2 separate regions of the Homo sapiens genome follow, and region 1 is linked to region 2. Evidence: chromatin loops called from intact Hi-C (ENCODE). Cell type or tissue: dorsolateral prefrontal cortex. All regions are shown on one strand. Links, peaks and the distances in the headings refer to the core of each region. The heading gives the core; the rest is flanking DNA. Region 1 overlaps SOX2-OT (SOX2 overlapping transcript). Region 2 overlaps SOX2-OT (SOX2 overlapping transcript).

Region 1 (12,688 bases), core at 1,622-9,621, 120 kb before region 2:
ACATTGTATCTGTGTCCTCATATGTTGGAAGGGGCCACTTAGCTCTCTGGGACTTCTTTCTAAGGGCAGAGCCCTTATGACCTAATCAACTTCCAAAAGGCCCCACCTGTTACTACTGTCGCCTTGGGTTTCAACTTATGAATTTGGGAGAGACACCAATATTCAGACCCTTGAAATTTTCTTTATATTTTTCCATGTTTTACAAATTATTCTCTTTGAATTAGTGTTATATTTTATTTTATGAAATAAGTGCAATAAAGTATATTGTTTAGAAATGTTTCAGTGTGAGGCCAGGCGCAGGGGCTCACGCCTGTAATCCCAGCACTTTGAGAAGCCGAGGCGGGCGGATCACGAGGTCAGGAGATCAAGACCATCTTGGCTAACGCGGTGAAACCCCGTCTCTACAGAAAATACAAAAAATAAGCTGGGCGTGTTGTTGGGCACCTGTAGTCCCAGCTACTCGGGAGGCTGAGGCAGGAGAATGGCATGAACTCAGAAGGTAGAGCTTGCAGTTAGCCGAGATCGTGCCACTGCACTCCAGCCTGGGTGACAGAGCGAGACTCCACCTCAAAAAAAAAAAAAAAAAAAAGTTTCAGTGTGAGTTAAAGCAAATAAGATTTTCTAATAACCAAGGCAATTAATTAGTAAACCCCATTTTTGTGCACCCAGTTAGATGCAATGATTTCAGTTTTCCTGTGTAATTGCTTCAACATCATTCCAAAGTGCCTTTATTTTGGGCAGCACTCACCTGTATGGAAATTTAGGAAGATAGTGTTGTGTTCATAGTTGATGGGAAGATTGATAGTGTTTCCTCACCCTGATGAGAATTCAATGATGTGGTGCCATGCCATGGCACAATAGTGTATATGTCATGGGCTTAGGAATTACCTTTTATCAGGGCAGAGATGGTGAAGCAATTAGATTGTTTCTTCATTCTCTTTTGGTTGGGCAATGTAGAAAGCAACTGTGGCAGTGGTAACAGGCCATTTATACAACTTCATAGGCCACCTGTGGTCAAGCCAAATCAGTATTCACTGAAAAAAGGAATTAATTATTCTTTACAAAATCATCGTCCCTTAAATTTTAAGGAACTTTGCTCAAGAGTTACTAGCACTTGTAGTCTAGGTATATTTTTGAAGCATATGACAATTGTGTGGATGAAAGAGTGATAGTGTGCTTGTAGACAATAGAATCTTTGGAGTTGGAAAGTGTGGTGCCATTCATTCTGGTGACAGGATTCTGGGTGTGTTCTCTGAAGCTGCTCCATAGTGTTAGTCATGTGTAGGTAAATAATAAAAATGGCAAACCCATTCAGTGCTTACTATGTGCCCTAAGTGTTAACTTGTCATATATTCACAGTGACCACCATGATGTAGGTAACATTATTATCCCCATTATACCTGTGAAGAAACTAAAGACATGGCGAGGTTTAGAAACTTGTCCAAGGTCACATAATCAGCATTACTTAGTGTCTTGCATGTGACAGGCACTAGTACCTCAGATCAGCATGCTGAAGCATTGTACTATAAGCACCTTGCAGATTTTAACTTCAAGCCTTACCACAATCCTGAGATGTATCAATATGTCCATTAATCAGATGAGGAAACTGAGGCTCATTTTAAGAGACCATACAATACCTAAGAGAGAAGTGCCAGGTGGGAAGAAGCAATGTGTAAGTGGCACCTGTTCTTTCTACCCTGAGTTACCTTTTCCTCTGCTCCTTGCTCTTCACAGCCCTCCATAATATGATTGTTCTACCCTTTAAAAGTCTGGTCCAAAGATAGATTTAGACACCATCAAGAAACACTTTTCTACGGCTCAGGCAAGAAGAGGAGTTCACGTCTCTAGAGTCAGACAGAAATTGTTGAATCCCAACTCTGCCACTTATTGGTGGTTTGACTTTAGGAAGGTTTCTTAATTTCTCAAGGCCTCATTTTCCCCAACTGTAAAGTGAAGATTACAGTGATATGTCATAGAGTTACAGTGAGGATTAAATAAAATCATTTTAATAAAGCACTTAACAAAGTGCTTGGTATATTTCAAGTACTCATTAAATAGCAACAGTAATAACAATAACAGAAAGGATGTTGTTTTTAAGGGAATTCATCACCAGATCAGTATCAAACTGTGCTCCATGAATCAGTAGTTTCTTGAAATAATAATGGAACTGTCTAAAAAGGAGAAAGAGGGTCATAAAGCAAAATAAAAGTAGAAAACTCTGGTTTAAACAAAATTAAACAAGATTTTTATTGTAGAACTCTTATAAGCCTTTAATAGCCAATATATTGGTAGAGCTATAAGAGGGCAATAGAGAAGGCAAGACTTCCTAATCCATTTGAATAGTTCTATTTTTCTGGGGGGTCCATTAAGTCCTGGGGACTCTTTGGGAATCCCTCTACTGGACAAAATCCTGAGTATCCATTACATTTTTCCGAGAAGTAGGGAATTCTATTATGCTTCCCCATCAGAGATTTTGAAATAGAGATGAAAATAGTATATTCTATCATTTTCAAATTTGTGTAACATCCCATGTGCTTAAAAAATACTCCTAGGGCTTTAGGAAAAGTGGGGTTGATTCCAGTAATAATTAATATTAACTAAAATAGACCCACAAACTATCAAAAACCACAAGTTTAATAACATGAAACATGTATGTAGCAGTACTGAACCACTACCCAACCCTCTCCTCAACCTGGAACGTTCTTCTCTACTCTGACCGTTCCAACCCTGCTTACCTGGTTAACTCCTAGGCATTCTCCAGGCTCACTGCAGATGCCATCTCTGCCAGCAAGTCTGTTCTGTATAAGATGCCCCGTAGCCCATGTATTTGCCCCGTCACAGCACCACACCAAAATGGCAACACGTTGATGGCAGAAACAATGTCCTCTTCACTATTGAGTCCCAGGGACTCACATAGCACATGGCACAGGATCAGTGCCAAATAGACTTTAGTGAGCTGAATCTCAGCACAAAGGGCAAAGCTAGAGTTGGAGATGGGAAGAGAGAATCCTACATGGGGGAAAAAAAAGGGAGAGGCTCTGGGGAGCAGAGGCCTGATGGATAACACATGCAGGATGGGCTTCAGGTTGCAAAGTTGGTAATAGCAGCGAATATCCTCGTAACCCTGGGGAATCAATAAGGAAGGGGCCCTTGAGGGTGCCAAATAGAGGGTCTCAACTTTGCTTTGCACCACCTTTTTTAACCTCAGCTGTTTCTATGTAATCAGTTAGTATGTGCAGGAATTTTTGTCCTACACAAGTGCATTTATTTGCATATCGCTAGAAACAACACTAGTGAAAGTCAACAATGCTTTGCATAATTTATGTTTCTTTAGAAAATATGAGCTGGGTGTGATGGCTTATGCCTGTAATCCTAGCACTTTGGGAGGCCAAGGCAGGAAGATCACTTGAGGCCGAGAGTTCAACACTCAGCAACATAGTGAGACCTTGTCTCAAGAAATAAATGAATAAATAAATAAAAATAAAATAAATATAAAAGAACAATGTGGTTGACTGTGTCTTAAGGGCAGCTCCCAGATGATCCCTTAGTAGAAGTATGACTGGACATTCTTTACAGTAGACTGGGTATAGAGAGGTTACTGGAGCCTGGAAAGATTTCTCAGGGTGCCCTAAGGTAAGCTCACAGCCTGAACCCTGAGGAACGTTTAATAGTGAAGCTCACTGCCTTTCTCCTTATCAGCCTTCTCAAGTCTTTATCTTGGTTAACCTCAACACCATCCACTTAGATTTCTAAGCTGGAGATCTCAGAACCATCCTTGCTTCCCTCCTCTTCCAAACCAAGCATTCAAAGAGTCACCAAGTACAACTGATTCTATTTAAGTTCAATGTGGCATTTTGTTTTGTTACTAAATTCTTAAATACATGCATCCTCATAGAAAAAATTGATAGATGAAAAGATAAAGCAGCAGGAGAAAAGTCACTCTCAATTCCATTGTTAATATTTTCTAGTATTCATGAAATTTTCTATCAAGTTCTGTATATAACTTTGACTATAGATTTTTTAAATTTGTTTTTTTAATCTATTCTTGACTCTCCTGCTCTCCTTCATTTATTGAAACTGATTTTAAGACCTTTCCTCATCTGAAACAAAGTATTTCCTGTCCCTAAAGACAGAAGAGTAATGAAAACAAGCGTGAACCCTGCTTTCATGGGGCCCACAAGGAATGTATGTAAATCTTTCCTTCCCTTCTTTAACACAAGGAGTCTCATACAGCTCATACTCTTTATTCCTCATAACATTATATTTGGAAATCATTTTATATCAATTCCTCATTCCTATTTCCTTGTATCCTAGCATCATAATATAACCAGCCCTACTGATGGATATTGATGGGTATTTAAGGTGCTTCCAATCTTTTGCTATTGCAAACAGTACTACAGTAAACAACCTTATACATAAGCCATTTCATGCATGCAGGACCAGAGCTATAGGATAAACCCCTGAGAGTAGGGCTTGGGGAGAAATTGCCAAATTGCCCTCCACAGAGTTTTACCAAATAACATTCCATCAGCAATGTATAAGAGTGCCAGCTTCCCCACCACCTTGGAACACTTTTATTCTCTTCTTAGAACTACTTGGTGGCCTGGAGAAATCTCGTAGCTGATCAAACTGAAGGAGCAGGAATGTGAAGTGGAAGGATTCTCCCCTCTCCCAGGCCACCGAGAAACTTGTCTTAATGGAGGTCTGGGTTTATTTTTTAAGAGCCTTTATTCCTTATAGAAGAAAGAAGAAGGAGAAAAAAACAGAAAAACCTACAATGCTACTATGTGAGTGCCACAAAGAGGAACAGATTTCTGTCCCATGTTTCCAACGAAACCAACCACTTAAAAAGATACAGGGCGCCATTCAGGGTTGTTGGAGCAGTAGAAGAACACGTAGCTGATCTGCAATCAAATGGCCACTCGGGAGAGCAACCTGTGTGCTTTTACCCACAGAGCAGCCAGTTTCAACTGGAACTTATGCAGGGCCCGTTTGCAGACTTCTTTGTGCGGTGGTTCATTCCCCATCTTAGAGGCTGGGGCAGGTTAGGAGAGAGCGCCCATGTTGTACAACAGTATATCTGAGCTGCCCTTTATGCCTACCTATTTCTTTCCCTGCTTTCACCCCTTTGTGTGTTTTTAATGGGGATAAGTGTGAGCTATACTGGAGCGCAATCACATTGTGGTCTTAAAAGGGTCTCTGATGATAGAAAATATGTCAATTTATTATTTCCCTCAGGACAGAGAAAAAAGTACAAAGGTTCAATGGATGATGAAGATAATACTTGTGCACTGTATAGCATTTTCCAACAAAGGATTTTAAGGTGATTTTCCTTTAAAAAATATTTTATATTTTAGTCCCATTTTGTAGGTGGGGAGACAAGAAGATTTCGTAGTGACTAAAATGTCCTAGTGGTGGGACCCTGCATAGAGTCAGCATCTCTATGATCCTTCCGGGCTCTTTTCACTCCCTCTAGTGGAATTTGGTTCTTCACATCAGAGTTTTGACAGCAATAGCAAGCACTGTGCTATTGTGTGCGATCTTTTGGGTACCAGAGCCAGTTTCATCAAATCTTCAACCTGATGGCTCTATCTGTGATCAGAGCTATCTCATGTACCTACAGTTGCAGTTTCTTTAAATAACAATTAGCGCAGGAGATCCTGGGCTGCTCTTGAATGCAGGGAGTATGCTGGTGAAACTCAGCAAGGAGGTGGTCACTTGTTTTTTTGTCACGCAGGGTCTTTCATAATGAATCAACAAAGCATTGACAATAGTTTTCTTGTAAACTGAACAAACCTTATAAATGGTGTGTGGTCTCCCCTCCCCCATGAATTAGTTCCTTTGTCCTGAAATGTGTGGTTAGCCCAGATATTCATTCCGCTCTGCTGGGAGAGTGGCAGAGTCTAGGGAGGCACCCAGAATGTGCAAGACAAGTCGACATTTTACATTTTGGTCTTCTTTATCAGAGCTGGAAATATTTCATTTGTACCTTGACAAATCAGGAAAAAAAAAAAAAGCATGGGTGGACAGCATAGAAAACTTTCCCAAGTATCTGAGTGATCAATTTTAGGACATGAATGTGATAGCTGCTTCCTCTTTTTTATGTGTACAATGATGAAAGGAAATTAAGACTGTAGAAACAGTTTTTAAAGTGCTTTGTATGGCTGCTTGAAATTCATTATATGATTGCCTGTTTTTTAAAAACCTAAATAAGGAGGGCTAAAGTACTTAGGAGAAAACTAATTGCTTTAAGCTTTTCCTCCTCAGTGTATGCTATTCTCTGCTGTTATATAATCTTGGATATTGAGCAACTGAATGAAAGAAACAGTGTCTTACTTAAAGTAAATGGACAAACATCATTTACTGCTGGCGTTTTTGGCTCTTGGGGTGGGGGTGGGGAAGATATCTCATAGTGAAGTTCACCATAGCTTAGAGTTCATAAAATCAACCTTATTGTCAAAACACTGAAATAAAAATTCACAGAATTGAAAGGAGCAAATCTATGTGGAGGCAGGTTTTTAAAATCTTGAAATGTTCAAGTTTTGCTTCTTGTCTTTACAAAAAGGCAAATTATGATGGCATAATTTTTGACATGTTGTTACCAGAGAGATTGTGTGTTGGAATGTATATTAGATTAAATTGATAGATGGTTGTGTGAAAAGAACTGCAATATTCAAACTTGACTGTATGCATAAAATTATTTACAGAACTATACCACATTAATACCATCTTATTTCATTTCAGATATAATTTTACTTAATGGTAATTTTTATAAAGGATATGAATGTGTTTTTCTTTTTTAAAAAAGAATTGCCAAAATCATTGCCAACACATGAAAACAAGTCAATGATTAAGATCACATAAACCCATGTCATATGTATATTCAATCCAGAATTGTTTTAGGGTCATTGTAGCCATAGAGTTTTCAAATAAATTATTTGAATATAAAAGTAGATTATGTATTTCCCCTGTGGCTGGCCAAATGTCTTTTCAACAAAGGGTAAAATAAGAAGGCTATTTTTTGTGTAAAAGAGTGATCTTTTTAGTCATGCTTGGCTGCCTTTTCAGGACTGTCTCCATTTATAATGAGATATTCTTGAACTCATTTGAACCAGAAAGTTTAGTAAATTTGTGGTACATTTTTACATAAAATATCATAATTTGTTTTAAAGGATCAGGTCTAGAGCAAAGAGAAAGTATATGAATGATTGTTTTGATTTTTAGACTATAATTTTGAGCTGACATCTACATTGGACAATGTCTGGAATATTGAAAAAATATATTTATTTGGTTACTATTTCATACTTCTTGGCAGTTCTAATTTCATCTTATTGTCTACTTAAAAGTGTGCTTGCTATTCAAATCTCAGTTGAAGCTGTCATAAAGACTATCATTACAATAGTTTCTATAGTTTTCAGAGTTCTTGGCATTGAAAGGTGATGATGGCCCTTCCAGAATAATAAGAAAAAGTATTTTATATAAATTTTATGGCTCTGCTTTGAAGTAAATTTGACTTATATGCAAATTTGCTAATATTAACTTTTTTCTTTTCCTATTAACATAGTTAGTAAAAAAAATAATCCTAAGGCTGGAAATGCACGGGCATATGCTTACACACATGTAGTGGTGAAAGAAATCTTTTTGAAAACTGAAAGTAAATTTTGACGTGATCATTAACATATAAAAACATGTTTGTGTTATTCTCTAGTGTTTTAACATTCTCTACACTTAACTATTTTTCTAATATACCTGAAGATCTTTTTTAAAAAATTTTAGTTATATTTTTTGCAGTTACAAGCAGAAAAATCAGTTAATAGATTTTTAATCTGATATCAAAAATCAACTCCATATAGTACTTATTTCCAATCTTATTTCTCTAATTGTACTTTGAAATGGATACATTATTTGTTTTACATTTGTACTTCCCTTGAACCTCCTATTTTCTTTTAACTACTCTACAACAAATGCCATTTTTTTTTCTATTCTTTTCCCTTTATCTGATTTTTACAGCAAATGATGTGTCATGTCTCTCCTGAAATTGACCATTCTTTTCAGAAAAGATTTTTTCTTTTTTGGCCTATGGTGCTACACTGAAAAAGTCACCCAGCTAAAATGAGTTACTTCATTTCCAAATAAAAACAATAGTGTTTTCATGCCTGCACTTATTATTATTCTGAGAATGTACTAATTTGTTACATCCAAGATGACGGTTCGTTGGGTCCGTGAAAAGGGCAGTGTGCCAACTACAGCAGGGAAGTAAAAGGACTTCTTTCATGGGAAGTAGTGGGACAGAAAGTAGCCCGCAGTTCTTGTGGGCATCAGGAGGCACGCTGCCAATGGAGTCATCCCAGTATCAAGATTTCCTGTGTTGGGTTCTGAATCAAGCTAAAACTATGATTTCACTAATGTCGGCCTGGGCGGTCAAATTTTCAAACTCGCTATTACGCTAAGGAACAACTGATAGATGTTTTATCCCCATAGGCACTGGCTGATGCGAAACAAGGATTTTGAATGTGTACAGTGCATTATTACTTTTGGTATTAAGCTTAAATAATTGTCTACTTACCCTGAGCTGGTAATAGCAAAATACAAGCAAAGGAGGACATTTTTACAAAGTAAAACTGCAAAACAGATTTATCTATATTACTATGGATTTTTTTTATTGTTGTTCTTCTCCCCTATTAAATTTGAATGATAATGAAGTTTGATTCTATACTTTTATTCGGCTCTAAACCAGGGTGGTCTCATAATTTTGTTTTACATGCATGACATTGCTTAAGGTCATTAGTTGTAAATCGTAGTACAAAAAGGCTGAAAATATATTCAGCACTTTGTAGTTTCCGAATACACATTTAAGAGCTGCTATGAAAAGTCGAGACCTACATGGCAGATTTTCTGGCACTGAATGGTCAATTTAGTGATGTAGATTAGTGAATCCAAACAGTAAGTGGAGAGAGACTATAATAATGCTTTGATATGTCCCTCTGTTGAAGCATATCCTGGTTGATCCATTTTCTGTTATTGTAATATTTTTCTTTGCTCTATGGCAAAATGCTCTCTACTTTCTTATTTTTTAAGAATATAACCCAGAAAAAGTTATCCATTTTTAAAAATAACTTTCATCTGCTCTTGGTACCACTTAATAAATGAAAAAAAAAAGCAGATTTGGATTATGAATTGAGTTTTATTTTGTTGGAATAAAAAACTTTCCTTTGATAACATTTGCTTTTTGTTCAATATGTATTTGCCGAGTTTTTCTTTTATCATAAAGTTTTAATTCATGGTCCCTTTTATTTTGAAGGGGAGTGTACTTTAAGCAACATTTATACAGCAACCATTTTAATAATGATGATAATGTTATTTTATCGAAATCTTGAAATAGGTTTTAATCAAAGTTTGACTGACCTTGACTTGATATTTTGAGTCCTTTTTCATTTTTGTGACTAGGAAGTAAAAACAAGTTCTGCCTTTTATATTCTTCATGAGTTATGAATTTAATTTTCTTGACATCTTACTTCAAAATCAAGGGCAATATGTATTTTTCTTTTTAATTCCAAATGGAAACTGGCTGAATTCACAATAAAGACAACTGAAAATTGGAATTGTTTAAAAATTAAAAAAAAAAATACACCGTTGTAGCAGATTTTAAATGAAGTAGGTTATCAAGTGGACTGCTAATTTTTGCCTTTCCAAAATGTTGGATATTTAACCCTCAGAATAATTAAATATTTGTAATAAAGCAGTTAATTCAAGCAGTTTATTGCTGTAATTTGCAAAAGTACATTGAGCTGCTTTCTTTTCAGCTCATTGATGGAGGAACAAACATTTCTTTAATAAGACTACAGCACATTCTAATTTTGTTGCAAAAGCTTAGATAAGGATCAGGCCCCCTCTGAATCACTGCATTGACCTATGACATTGAAAGTGCTGAAGCTCTTTGGCAAAAGAAGAGTTAGACATTCATTATTATGCACAGGACTTTCCAGTTCTAAAGGGGCTCTGTGCTTTCTCTCAGATAGACTTTGTTTGTTGGAAATGAGAACTGTATTTTGGCAGCAAAGGACCAGAACTGAAGCTACTCTGCAGGCAGAATCATTATGACATAATCCTTCATTAATCCTCATTCTCTATTAATAGATCATGCAGAAGTTTTCCTTTAGTTGATCATCTTCATCAAGGAGCTATGGAAAAGCATTACCAGTGAAATGCCCACCTCTGGTTTTAAGACTGTTTGTTTATATCCATCTTTATTAGTTGCAAAGATTAATGGTGAAAATAATCTCTTAGACTTTGCTTGGTATACAAACCACATATGAGGACCTAAAAAATCTGATATAACTGAATTTTCATGTTTTGGGGGTAAAACTCACCTGGAAATAAAACATAGCACTTAACAATAAAAAAGAAAAAATTATCAGGCTAAAATTTGTTTCTGGTGAGATAAAGGGGTTCTAGTCACAGAAGCACGGGAATAGTAGCTAAGCAGCCCAACTTCCCATATTGCTTAAGAAAACAAGTTATCATACAAAATATGTATTTTTCTAACTGTTACTTAACAGATTGAATTACTCTTGAGATGCTCAACTTTTCATGGTGGGTGGTGAGGGTGCATCTCCTTTAGAAGGATACATATGTACTTGTTTTTGTCCAAATTATCTGCCCAGATCAGACACTGGAGCTGCGACCTTCCAATGTAAGATTTTCATCATATCCTTTTAAGAATTTGGGGACTCATGTAAAATGTATTTAGAGAAAATAAATAAATATCACTTGCTGTTTTCATATACACCCTTGGGGTCTTGATAAGCCAAAGTTCTCACAGAAGGTCTGGTTCATCAGTTCAGCCTCACCATGAGCCCCATGGCCTGCTGCTGTCCCTGACACTGACACTAGGCACCACGTCTTTGACTCATCTTTGTTGATAGACCCAAAACTTCATTTGAAGGCATAGTTTAGGAATATTAGGAGGAGATTTTTATGATATTTATTTTACATTTAGTCGACAGAATTTAAATATTTTAAAATAAAAACTATCTATAGGGAGATGATTCGATTAAGCAGTATGTACCGTTCCTAGAGGAGTATGCTGAAAAAGCTTTCTCTAGGTTTTGCAGGTGATTGTTCCGGTAGAGGTGTGCTCATAGTGTTTAGTCATTAATGGAGACTGTGCCTCCGTTGGAACTGGCTAATAGGTCCAGATTGATCCCTCATAGTAATGTCACTAATACTTGTAATACTAGAAAATATGCATGCTACCAAAAAATTGTAGGAACATATTTTTATGTTGTCTGGCACATATTTCTGAATTAAAAACTCACAGAAGGTAAGAAGTTGTCCATAGACACACAAATTGTAATTGTTTAATTTGGCTTTTAATCTAAGCCTTCCCATCTTTTAATGATTTTATGTATAATCTGCAGTAAAGAGAACTAGGATTTATTGAACAACTGTTATAAATAGACCACCTCCCTAGGTCTAATTAATTTCAAGGCTAATAGTCTAAGCTAATTGAAAGAGAGTCACCATAGAACTGTAAGGTAAAAGCTGTACTTTCTAGGCCTTTGATGTTCAGGTTGAATTGGAATCTGGGTTTGAAAATTTCTACAAGCTAAACCAGAGATGGTCAGGGGACACTCCAGGCAAGGCCTAAAAAATCAAAATGTGACCAGTGTTTTAATGCAGTGGCTCTCCTTTTGTTTATCAGAATTGCTGGTGGTGGCTGGTAAGGCAACATAGACAATGCATAATATTCAGCCCTCAAAAGGACATTTTCATAATACTAAATGTTTATACTCAAGAATCTACCAGAAAAGTACTTGAAAGTTACCGTAGTCAAGCCAAGACCTGCAAACCTGGAAAGCCAGTCAATATCACCATAGTGGGCAGCTTTTCCAAAATGTTTGCCCAGATCTTAATTTATTTGCTTTAACCTGAGATTTTTGTTGACAGTAATAATATTTGACAATTAGTTTGTATTTAAGAAGATTTTACACAACAAAAAGTATGGTTGCATATGAAGAAAATAGGATTAAGAAATGTATTTCAAATTTAATAAAAATGTGGATCATGGCAATTTGATATTGGCTTTTCTTGATGAGTTTTCCGGTGTGTGGATTTTGAAGTGGGCACAATGCTCCCTATCAGATCATTTCAAATTGCTCCTGGACAGAATTCCTCCTCCTCCTCTGTATTATTTTTTTCACTGCTGCTGTAGTAACTCGCCACAAACTTACTGGCTTAAAACAACACAAATTCATTATTTTACAGTTCTAGAAGTCAGATGTCTAAAATGAGATGGTAAGGCCGTGTTCCCTCTTGGGGGCTTTAAGGAAGATCTATTTTCTTGAGCTTTCCATCTTCCAGAGGCCACATAAATCCTTTTGCTTGTGACCCGTTCCCCCATCTCCAAAGCTAGCAGGCAGCATAGCATCTTCGAATGTCTTTCTCTATCTCTCAGCTTCTATTGTCACTCAGCCTCTGTCTCACACTGACTTCTCCTGCATTGCTCTCATAAGGACCCCGGTCATTACCTCAGGCCAACCAGGCAATCCAGGATAAACTCCCCATCTCAAGACCTTTAACCTGATTACTTCTGCAGAACCCCAAGGTAATATTCACAAGTTTTGCGTATTAGGGTGTGGACATCTTTGATGGTCATTACTATCACATCCCCTGACCCTCTGGGGAA
Region 2 (12,688 bases), core at 1,500-9,499:
ATATCTCATATACAGAAAATCTAGAATAATACAAAACACTCCTTTATAAACTTATTTCAAAATTTATTAATCATTAAGATTTTGCCACATTTGTTTTTATCATTCCTGTTCTCTCTCTCCTTCTTTCCTTCCTTTATCCCCATTTAGCTATCTATATATTTTTCAGTAATGTTAATAGGAAGAAATGAAAATAGATTTGTGTCTGATTCATCTATATACTTCTTCACAAAGCCTGCCAACTGCCTTGTATATATGTAATAAATATTTATGAATGAATGAATGATGAATAATATTCAACCTAGATCTTGTCTTTGATCTTTTAGATTTGTGTTTGTACATAAATATAAAATGTACTTATTATTTTTCTAAACATATGTAATCTTTCATAAAATACTAATCTACCCCCCAAAACTATGTCCGATCAATGGGTCTAATAAACAAACAACAAATTTTTTTTTTAATGCAGCAGGAATGTCAAGTGACTTTCCAAAGAAAGTAAAAGATAAAAGCTTAGGTGCTGCTGGATCTTTGTCCTGCTCTGGGACAACTATAGATGCTGGACAAAAAAAAACCAGGGATTTAAAACAGAAACTATCTTTCAGAAAAACACTCTAGTGCCATTGTTGAAATTGGTACCATTTGGCTGCTTGACACTTTTGGGATAACACTCTGCTTTCACAAATTTTGATGCTTTGGACTCACATTCCAACATGATTTTTCAAATCTAGTTGTGCGAAAGCCAGACAAGCCAGACAAATAGTGAGAGCACCCTCCGTGTTTTCCAGGGAACTGAAAAAGAGCCAGTAAATAATTTAAATAACTCTTACCAACAGAATATTCTACATGTAATTTTTCACACGAAGACACATTATTTGGAAAAATATGAATCTGAAGTTTGCAAATGAAAAACAAAATGCTTTTAAGTACCATATGCAAATTTAAATACTTGGAGAGTGATAAAAACACATTGTGCTTATTTCAAATTGGGAGGGCAAGATGTGGGAGGGAGATGTGTCATAATTGATACATGGACAAGGTCCAAGATGCTACAGAACAACTGAATTCAGAATCATTTCTGAATCAGAGCTGTGGTTTAAAATGCTTTTCCTTTCCTTGTTGAAATAAACCCATGGAACATCAAGTTACGACAAGTCCCAGATGTAGTCCCTAGTTCACCTGATATGAATTAAGTTTCATTGTTAACAACTAATGTCCTTATTTAAGCCAACGAAATAAGCTAAATATAAAGCCAGTACCAAGCCTCATAACGTGTTTCATAATAATGCCAAAATCTGTGGTCTGGAAACTTAGAATAAATACTAAATGTGAAATTTTCAATCAGACACACATTTTCTCAGAAAAAAAAATCAGACAAAAAATTCCACAAAAAGAAAAAAAAAAGATTTATTAGTTAATTCATAAAACCATATGACTTGAAAATATTACATGCACTTTTCCATTATACATTTCAAAATATAAGGTCAGCTTGACTGTTAAGCAGCATTTTGGAGGTCAGAAAAGTCTTACATTATTGGCTAGTGTAAGTTATATGAATTGCGGACTTTTTAAGCACCATGTGTACTTAGAGTGTATAAAGTTGGGGATCTTTTGATTCAAAGCATGTAAGTTCCACTGTTTAGATTCTTCCACTAAGGTATAACAGAGTCTCCGTGTGAGACACAAAGGAAACCATGTGTCTTGTGACTCAGATTAGGGTTTTTAAGTTATTTATATAACCTCTCTTCTGTCAAGGCATGTACACTGTGCTTCAAATGTGGGAAATTCTGGATTCATTTCTCTTATTTTTCTGATTGCATCTTTCCAAATTTGGTAAGTCTTGGTATTCTAAATGCGAAAAGCTTTTCATTAGGTACCTTATTTTATATAAACTTTTTTGTCATTTAATCACTTTTAATGATTAAACAACATGTAGCTTACACAATTAGAAAATGGTTTTAAGGTTTCAAAATCCTCTGAACTTGTCGTATTTATTCTGTACCTTTCTAGTAAACTGGAGGCTTGTCAGAGTAGTGAATAAATGAGTATGCTGTTTTCTTTAAAAAAAGATATTTAGAAATCCATCTGATTTCCTCAGTGCCTAAAAGTAACCATTAAGAACCATTAAGAATTATACCTGAGGCTTAATACCTAGGTGATGAAATAATCTGCACAACAAACTCCTGTGACACAACTTTACCTGTATAACAAATCTGCACATGTACCCAGAAACCTAAAATAAACGTTTTTAAAAAAGACTGTTACCCTGTTGTTACAGCTTTTATGACTTCTTTACCGCTAAAAATGTTTAATTTTTGTCATAAAAATATGAAAATTGAGAAAAACAGGGGGCTATGGCAGGATATCTCACTAATACTATTTTAAACATTTGCTATTACATTATTTAAGCTACATGTTTAAATTTATAAGCCCCTGTTTTGAGTGCAGAAAGGGGATTCTAGCTTTTTATCCAATTTCTCCTCAGAGTTCTGATTTGTAATTATTCAGAGATTTATGATAAAATTTCTGAACTTCATATATGCTGAATTATCATAGGATTATCAAAAAATAGCACCTTACATGGTTCAACTTTCACTTGTACTAATTCATTGTCATACATTACTCTTTTGAAGGATGTGAAAGGGAAAAAAAACAAAGTTAGGTTTACAGTAATTCTTAGAATCCAAGTAGCGTTAGTACCTACATTAGCACATTTTTTTTCTAGACCGTTCAACTATAATGAAAACTCAAAGTGGAAAGTGAAATTATGCCCAACCAAGTGACTATTTTGTGTGCATTACATCAAATAAACAGTTTGACTTTTTCCACTGAGTATGCTTAACTGACAGTTGTTTTGGAATTTTACAGGCACAGCCATAGTGTTTTTACAATCAAGCTGTGCTTCCCATTATCTGTTATATATGGCACTTTAAACTCTCCACTTTCTTTGTAGCCTTATAGTTAGCAAAGAACAAATGAACGTCACTAATGTCATTACATTCCACCCTTGTAATGTTCTTTATCTGTCATCTTTGAAAATTCCTCTCACCTCCTCTTTTGTCAGCCAAAAAGATTTAATTTGTTCTTATTTCTTCCTCTTCACCATCTTAGGAAAGTTACTTAAAGTTCTCTGAGACTCAGTTTCCTCATTTATAAAGTTGAAATAACTATACATACTTCGATTTGTTAGGAAGATTGAAGATTACTATAAGTAACTGCATAGTACATACTGTGACACAGTCTGCTCTCCATAAGAGGTCATTCCCTCATTTTGATTAATATTGAAATTCTTATTGACTGACTTGTATCAAAAGACACATTATTCAATGTCTTAAACAAACGTCTTTTCTCAATTGTACTGAAGCCAAGGTGTCATCAGCAGGTACTAATATTTCTTCCGGATCTATTCATTAAAAAGGACTGAACACAAACATAATCCTGAATCATAAGACTGAACATTGCCAATGCTCAGAAAGCAGAATCCTCCCCAAAGACAAAAAAAAAAAAAAAAAAAAGAAAGAAAGATTTTTTGCCCACCTTATTTTAAAAGACCAATGAAAATCTTCACTTAAGACGTTTCACCTACAATTCCATGAAGCAGTAGTAGAAGAACATTTGGATTATGTTGTCCGAGACATTTATATGGATATCCGAAAACTTCAAAAGATAGTCAAGGTATTATTAACATTTTGTTACTATGACATCAAGGAGGAAACTGTCACAAAACGGTAACAACACAACAAATGCTTATTCAGTGCCAGGTATTGTGCTCAAGAATTTGACATGGATTATTGTATTTAATCCTCACAACCCTACTGAGGTTGGTATTACTATTAATGTTATTTTATTGTCATTTTACAGATGAGAAATATAGTCACGGTTAGGGCTAGCAGCATGGTCAAGCATGGACGTGAGTGTTGGGGCTGAAAATGGAAGTGATCTACACAAAACCCATTATGCTCATTTGGACATGAGCTTAAAAAATAAGTCTATTTTTTTTTCTTAAAGAAAAAGATATTCTTAAAGAAAAAAGGGTAGAAAAAATAACATGCAAAATTTTGGCTAAAGAAGAGGAATAAGTTAAAAAGATCTGTTTTATAACATGGTGACTATAGTGAATAGTGTTTTATATGACTGAAAACTGCTAAGAGAGTAGGTTTTAGGTGTTCACAACACGAAAAAGTGTTAAGTATGTGAGGTAATACATATGTTAATTCGCTTAATTTAGCCATCCCACAATGTGTACATATATCAAAACATCACGTTGTACACCAAACAATATTGGCAATTAAAAAACAAATTTAAAAATCTAATTCAAGTTGTGAGTAAATTCTCTTTTAAAATTCACCTGATTATTAAATAAGTTAAAGTTTATTTTTAAAAGCTGACAACTTTTTATGAATCTTCGAGTACAGAGTTCCTAACAGTGTAACTCAGATATTAATGGGTTGTGTATTAAATGGTTTTATTTTCAGTTTTGCAGCACAGAAAACTGTTGAAATACCCATATCAACTTGATTTTTTTAACCTAATTCAGGTGTCCTTTGACATATCTTAAACGTTGGGGGTAGGGGTCAGAGCCAGTTATCCGGCTTCTATTTTTGTCGATTGCTTAGATTTGTTCCTGTAGTCAAAACTGTTGCCCCCAAAATTGGTGTGACACGTGCTCATGCATAAAATGTTAAAATGAGTACATCCTTGTATTTGTATTTGTTTTCAACATCGCCAACGTGCTATGGGAAATTAAAGTAACAAAATTAAAAAAAATAAAATTATTAAAAAGCCAAAAAAATCTAATTGTAAATATTTAAAGCATTTATTTAAACCAGTGGTTCTCAATTTTTTTGGCCTTAGAACTCTTAGAAACATCTTTAAAATTACTGAAGACCTCAAAGAGCTTTTGTCTATGTGGGTTATGTTTAGCAATAGTTATCATATTAAAAATTAAAACTGAGAAACTTCTAAAACAGTTAACATTTTATTTTAAAATTACAATTTAAAAACCCATTTCATGTTAACATAAATACTATATATTTTAAAATAACTATAATTGTTTCTTGAGAAAAGTGGCATTATTTTACGTTTTTTCAAATCTCTGTAATATGTGGTATAACAGAAGACAGTTAAATGTGCATACCTGCTTTGCAATTCATCTATTGTGATATGTTATTTTGAAGTCTATTTTTTAAAAACTAACCTCATACAAATGTGGGTGGAAAAAGAGGAATATTTTAATAGCCACTTCAGATAATTATGTCTATTATTTATTGATACACCACCGAAACTTTACAAACATGGTTTTTAAAGGTTAGTTTCAAAGTGGAGTTTGAAACAATATCAACAAAATTTTTATTTTTTTTTAAATTTCTATTTTAGAGCTTGGACCACAGGCACATGCCACCACAACTGCTAATTAAAAAAAAAAAAATTGTAGAGACAGGGTCTTGCTATGTTGCCTAGGTCTTGAACTACTAGCCTCAAGGTATCCTCCTGCCTCAGCCTCCCAAAGTGTTGGGATTATAGGTGTAAGCCACCACTTTTGGCCTGAAATTCCTATACACTGTATTTTAACACCGTTAGTTTATTTGGCACTTAGAATGGATCTTTTATATACCGATGATTTTGAAGTATTACATGTTAGACACATTTGGAAAATATCTGTTCACTTCAAATCTTCCACATATTAATACATTTTATTATGCCGTATTTAAAAATTAAACCACATTGGTTAATACCATCACTGGTTTTATTATGAAGTCTGCTCGTGACTCAAAAATTGCACCAGTGCTTTCCTTGAGATAGCCATCTGACTTCAATATACACAAGTGCTTTATGCAGATTTCCCATTTTGTCAAACAGAATGTTAAAAATATGCCCTTGAGAGTCAAGGTTTAATAAAATTAATGACTTTTACTGTTTTATCAAGAACATCCCTAAAGTGAAACTGGCTATTTATTATTTTAGTGTAAGTGTGTGGAAGTGAAGAATACACTGACTAGTAGTATAGCTTAGTGCCAGTACCTTAAGTTCATGAGTAGTTTTATCCATTATTGCTTGTGCACCATCAGTGCAAAGTGCCAACACAGTAAAAAAAAAAAAAAAGCAAGTAACATTTTAATATCGTTATAAAAGTAAATTTGACTTTGTAGACCCCCTGAAAGGGCGTCAAGGATCTGTAGAGCCCTTTCCGAACCGTTGATTTAAGGTTGTACTCTCCTTCTGCCACTCAAATATTCCATAGGTGATTCTAGAAGATGAATTAAAATGCAATAGAAAAGTTGCATGTAAAAAACTATTCCTTAAAGTAAGATAAATAAAATAGATTTTTTAGAAAGGGGAAAAAACTATTCATTTGATTCTTGATTCTCCTTGTACTATAAAAGTTAAGCAAAACTCGTCCTTTTTTCATATGCTATGTAACTCGGAATTCACTTCTTTTTAATTGCTTGTCTGAATTATTGTGGTCCCATGTCTATGCATACTAGTGATTACACTGTTTTGAAAGGCTTTTTGAGCAATATGTTAGGAGAAAGACAGAATAAACAATAAGATTTTCAGTCTGTAAATTCGTCACTGTGTATAAACCACACAGCAGGTGAAGTCATTCAGGTCAATAGGGTATCTTTCACTAATCAACCTCTACATTAATTTACTAATTTCTCTGTGCCTCCCCAAAGTGAGAACTCTATTCAGATGCATTATTTGTATTTCCCATTTTGAATAGATAATGAATATATTATGATGCAATTAAAGGTACACAGATTGTGTGTATTAGGTTTTTTCCATAACTAATTCAAGAATGAAATAATATATGTTGTTTTGAAGTCAGTTGTCACGGATAAATGAGAGAAGCTGGCCATAATTGAACCTGAGGTGAATTCCTTTAGACTGGGCCATTGTAAACTACTTAATTCTGAAAATATCTCTTTAAAATAAATTTTAAACTTTATCCCAACTAATTCACTATGAATAAAGGTTAAAGACTTAATCCTATGATTTTATAAATCCTTGTTGTTTAACAAATTACATGTTTGTTTTACTCTATTATCAAAATCAGTTCATAAATGAATCTTCTTCAACAAGAAGGGTTGGTGCTTAGATATAAGGTACCTTGTAGTCTGTGAACCCTTTATTGTAGTCATTTTACATTTTTAATATGTCACTAGTTTCTTAATTATTTTCTTCCTTTTTTGGTTGGAATCTAATAGTAACAGACATGTAATAACTTTTACCAAATTTCCTTCATATTATTTAAATAACTTTATTTGGGGTAAAAATAAAACTAAGATATTCATTACAGGAGTGGTATGAGTGGGGAATAGAGTGAAGGTGGTATATTTGCCTTGACCTTTCAAAAATCACCTGCCATTTCTGTACTAAAGTCATGCTAACCAGGGACTACCTTTGAGCTTGCCTGTTTCACTCTTTCCTGGTACAACAGTACCCCTCAACCTCCTTCATCTTTTCCTTTAAATGCTACTCATTCTTCAAGGATCTCCTCAATAAAACCTACTGATACAGGTGCCATACTTAGCTTCTTGTTTATTTACAGTCTAAAGGCATTGCTTGTGTTTCTTCAGCATTTCTTCTAGCTCATTACCATAGAGCTAAGTTCTTAATAGGCACCGCTGAAAAAATTGTCATGGTCAAATATAAACTATTAGAAGGAAACAAACAAATGAAAGTTAGTTTGTTAGAAGGATGCTTTTCACAAGTGATTTGCTACATATCATGATTTTGGGAAATCAACACAAAATTAGAAATGGGAACAGTTTAAAACTCAGAAAAACAATTTCCCTAAGGAAATTATAAATTATTTTGCCCTCTAAGCACTGAATAATATTGAGTAAAGGTTTTTTTTTGTTTGTTTGTTTGCTTGCTTGGTTGGTTTTTTTTTTTTTAAGAAAGAGTAAAATGTTAGCTATAAGATTGCTATAATTTGTTAATGGACTAAGCAATATTCATAGTAAAGAAGAAAAGAAACAATGTCTGCTTTGCTTTCTTAAAAGGCCATGTATTAAGAGGCATAACACAAATCTTATAAGTTTGGAAAAGAAGTAAAATTGGAATTCAGCTCAGTCCGACTCTATGTGCTTGAAATCTACAAAAAATTCTGTACTCACCTCTGTCACAAGCATTTAAAATATCTATTTCTGTTGAAATATGGACCTCAGTAAGGCTGCCATTACTGCTTTCTTAACTGTATCATTAGCTTTTAACAGAAATATGAATTACAAATATTAGAAGACACCACTTCCATTTTTATAAATATTATCATTAGAAAACTGAGAAAGGCCAGAAAAATGAAAATTTAATATACATTAAATAGAGAAAAATCGATAGCATACGTGTATGCTAGCAACAACTCAATAACTCATTAGAAAATAGAAGTTTTAAAGAAGTCCTATTGGAAACACACACACACACACACACACACACACACACAAATATACTTTTAAATCTCTAGGCTGGATGCAGTGGCTCACGCCTGTAATCCCAACACTTTGGGAGGCTGAGGCAGGCTGATCACCTGAGGTCAGTAGTTCAAGACCAGCCCAGCCAACATAGTGAAAACCCATCTCTACTAAAAATACAAAAATTAGGCTGGTGTGGTGGCACACTCCTGTAGTCCCACCTACTCAAGAGGCTGAGGCAGGAGAATCGCTTGAACCCAGGAGGCAGAGGTTGCAGTGAGCCGAGATCGTGCCACTGCACTCCAGCCTGGGTGACAGAGACAGACTCTGTCTAAAAAACAAACAAACAAACAAACAAAAACTCTAAATAGCTCTATAAAACTTTCACAAGAAAAGTGCATAACTTATATGAAGACAACTAAAAAAATTGTTAAAAGATAATTTTAAAATTTTAATAAATGTACAACTAATAATAGGCCGGGTGCAGTGGCTCACACCTGTAATCCCAGCACCTTGGGAGGCCAGGGCAAGCGGATCGCGAAGTCAGGAGATTGAGACTATCCTGGCTAACATGGTGAAACCCCGTCTCTACTAAAAATAGAAAAAAATTAGCCAGGCGTGGTGGTGGGTGCCTGTAGTCCCAGCTACTCGGGAGGCTGAGGCAGGAGAATAGCATGAACCCGGGAGGCGGAGCTTACAGTGAGGAGAGATTGCGACGCTGCACTCAAGCCTGGGCGACAGAGCGAGACTCCATCTCAAAAATAAATAAATAAATAAATGTACAGTTATATCATATGCATGATTAGGGAAACTAAACACTATAAAGACAGTAATTTTGCCAAATTATATATATATATATTCACATCTAATGTTATTACAATAAATATCTTAAACAAATTGAGAGCTGGGGGTCCTAAAATGCACTGGAGTACTAAACGTGGGAAAATGCAAAGAAACTTTTGAAAAAGAAATGTACTAAAGGTAAAGTAACCATACACATTGTTTTTTTAAACATTTTTTTTCTTTAGTGACAGGGTCTAACTCTGTTGCCCACACTGGAGTGCAGTGCCCTAATCATGGCTCACTGCAGCCTCAGCCTCCTGGTCTCAAGTGATCCTCCTGCCTCAGCCTCCAGAGTAGCTGAGACTACGGGTGCGCACGAACACACCTGGCAAATTTTAAAAAATTTTTTAGAGACGAGGGTCTCACTATGTTGCCCGAGCTGATCTCAAAATCCTGGCCTCAAGCAGTCCCCCCTCCATGGCTTCCCAAAGTGCTGGGCTTACAGGCGTGAGCCACTATGACTGGCCAAACCATACAAATGTTTTTTTGGGTTTTTTTTTTTGTTTTTTTTTTTTTTAGACATGGTCTCGCTCTGCCATCCCAGCTGGAGTGCAGTGATGCCATCATGACCTCCCAGGCTCAATGGATCCTCCCATCTCAACCTCCCTAGTAGCTGGGACTACAGGTGCATGCCACCACACCAGGCTGATTTTTGCACTTTTTGTAGAAACAGGGCTTTACCATGTTGCTCAGACTGGTCTCTAACTACTGGGCTCAAGTGATTCTCCCACCTTGCCCTCCCAAAGTGCTGGGATTATAAGCATGAGCCACTGCGCCTAACTGCACCTGGCCCATACACATTTTTTTTAACATACTTCAGCTACAATAATTAAAAGAATAAGGCTGAGGCCAGGCATGGTGGTTCATGCCTGTAATCCTAGCACTGTAGGAGGCCAAGACAGGTGGATCATCTCGACTCAGGAGTTCAAGACCAGCTTGGGCAACATAGTGAAACCCTATCTCTACCAAAAGTAGAGAAAAAGAAAAGAAGAAGAAAAAAAGAGTAGTGCTGAAATAATAATTTAGCCTAGTGTATAATAGCTCAGATATTATGTATGTATACATCCTACTTATGTATATATTATATATTATATATACAATTTAATGTATAATAATGTGTAACATAAGTAGTCAATGAGGGAAAGGAAGGATTATTCAGCAAGTAAGAATGGAAAATAAACTAAGAATTTGGAAAAATCATTACTTTAGATGGTTACTACATGCACAAATAAAGTATGCATGTTTTGAGGAGAAGAGCTAAAAGGAAAAAACTCAAAAATTTTGCAAAGAGAAGATTCTAAATATTGCTCATTTGTCTAGAGTGTTTATGGATTTTAATTTCTAATGGTTTCTATAATGTATGCATCTTTGTCTCCTTCACAACTAGCACTAAGTTTTCCATACTATTGGGTATGCAGTGCACTTTTTGCAAAGCTAGTTAGTTGATAGAGTCATTCATTCATTCATTTACTCATTCAAATATTCACTATTTTAAAATATTTGGCCACATTTCCTTTTTAAAGGTACATTTTTTCCTCTGAAGGAGTATATTTTGATCTATCTTTTTATCTGTAAAACTTAAAGTTGTATTTGTTTTGGTTGGGCCGTATTTTCCTATAAAAACAACAACAACCCAAAACTGAAAACAACTTTATGCCTTTAGCTTTTGGGTTATACCATGATTTCCACCACTGGAGCAGTTGAATAAAACAGGATTTAAGATAATAGAAACCCAAAGAACAGAGTTTTTCAATGACTTTCTTCATACCATAATTCAAACACACTAGTCTGAACTTCATTTTCCCAGTGTAATGATTTTGGTCATGGATAATTTGTGACCGAGGGTTGATATTGGAATTGGTCTCATTTCAGGATGAGAGTAAGATTTATATGAGAACAGCAAGATGATGGTCAAAATAATCTTTCAAAAGTCAGGAGATAACCTTATCTCAAGAGAAAAATACTGTCCAGTGACTACATGTTCTAAAATAAGGGGCTTGCTCCTGATCTTGTCAAGGAAACTGTAAAAATATGATAAAATGGAAGCTATTACATGAGTTCAGGGAAAATTGAAGGTATTTTATTTAAATGTTGCTCTTTCCCCAGTCTGCTATTTGTTGTTGATTTTTTACAGGATATTATTTCATGGCATTTTGTTAGAATTTTGTACCTAAAAGAAATCTTAATATAATTTGTATTATTGACCTGAAAGTTCAGAGGCAACATTTTCAAATAGTAAGCAATGTCTGAGTAAAATTTTATTACTTATGACAAAGGCATCCCTGTTATTTGTAGATATATTAGTCAATTGTACTAAAAGTACTCTTTCTAGTACTCTGTAGATTGTGTTTATTTTTTATGTGTGTATTCTATTCTTTTAGAAACCTTAAGTCTATAAATAATTTTTTTCCATTTGAGTAAAAAATCCATTTTTTTCTTTTCCTAAATGATTGCACAAGGTTCCTCTCAGTTTCATGAACCTATGATTGTTTAAAAAAGCTGAATCTACTTTGATTCCTGATGGCTGCTCATGTATTACTTTGAATTTCCAGAAACATTTATGAAATAGAAACTGATGACATATACCAGCAGTCTTGTAGAGGGCACTCACTTCATGTAGTCCATTTTGCTGAGCACTTTAGGGCATGTGATACTTAATAGCTGGTAATTTTTTAATATATTCATAGGCAGACAGACAGATATGGATAGATGGGTGAATAAATGGATGGATAGATGGATGGATGAATGGAGGGTCAGGGAGGTGACCCTATTTGTATAGTTTGGTCTATTCCTGATGAGGCCAAAGCCTTAAACTAATTTCTTTCCAAGGCCTTTGTATGACAGACATCATCTGTCTTGCCGAGTGCTTCTGCAGGAGCCTGTCCAACACTGTTCCTTTATGAATGGCCTCCCGGGGTCCTCAGGAACCATGCCAGAGTTTTGCCAACTTAGATTATCACTCATGAAGATCCTTCCAGGCTTTGGTTATTTCCATGGCTGCTGATTTTTACATTTCTTCCCCCTCAGAGCAGCACTGAACTCATCAAATACAATTTAATTCTCTGTTGTTGTTTTCTGAAATGAGCTAAAAATAAAAACCAAAAAGTTCCTATATAATATTTTGAAAATTATGTAAGGAATAAGTATTGATAGTTCATTTTTAAAGGAATGTACCTGTATATTCTAAAGAAAAAAAAAGGAATGATCTATAGGAAAGGATTTATTTTTCTGTGTAAAAATTTCATAAGCAATAATTCTTCTTTAAAAAAAAAGCTAGAATCAAGTGGTAGCACCATGAATTACCAACATTCCTCTGAATACATTCTGCTACTAGATTAAAATGAAGCATTTTGCCTCTGCTTTCTCTCTGACAAATGGGAACAATCCTAGCCATTTGGCATTAAGGCTGCTGAAAGCTGACATTAATGATCATT

Evidence for each region. Peaks named below come from ENCODE experiments on the same cell type or tissue, not always from the same donor. Only the 100,000 strongest peaks of a DNase experiment are listed, where the experiment ranks them.
Region 1: it touches region 2 in a loop (6-fold over the local background); 5 of 110 quality-filtered maps call a loop at or near these places.

What each region holds. Positions count from the first base shown.
Region 1 is chr3:181,449,096-181,461,783 of GRCh38, forward strand. The region is part of intron 3 of SOX2-OT (SOX2 overlapping transcript); the gene reads left to right. Among named protein-coding and RNA genes, the nearest start is that of SOX2, 260 kb to the right of the region's middle. RefSeq lists an enhancer at 5,404-5,905. In dorsolateral prefrontal cortex, for the core only: a CTCF peak has its summit at 5,435; DNase peaks (open chromatin) are centred at 5,866 and 8,286; H3K4me3 peaks cover 3,966 bases; H3K27ac peaks cover 5,826 bases.
Region 2 is chr3:181,566,776-181,579,463 of GRCh38, forward strand. The region is part of intron 4 of SOX2-OT (SOX2 overlapping transcript); the gene reads left to right. Among named protein-coding and RNA genes, the nearest start is that of SOX2, 140 kb to the right of the region's middle. In dorsolateral prefrontal cortex, for the core only: no CTCF peak of the experiment used is centred there; no DNase peak of the experiment used is centred there; H3K4me3 peaks cover 6,611 bases; H3K27ac peaks cover 8,000 bases.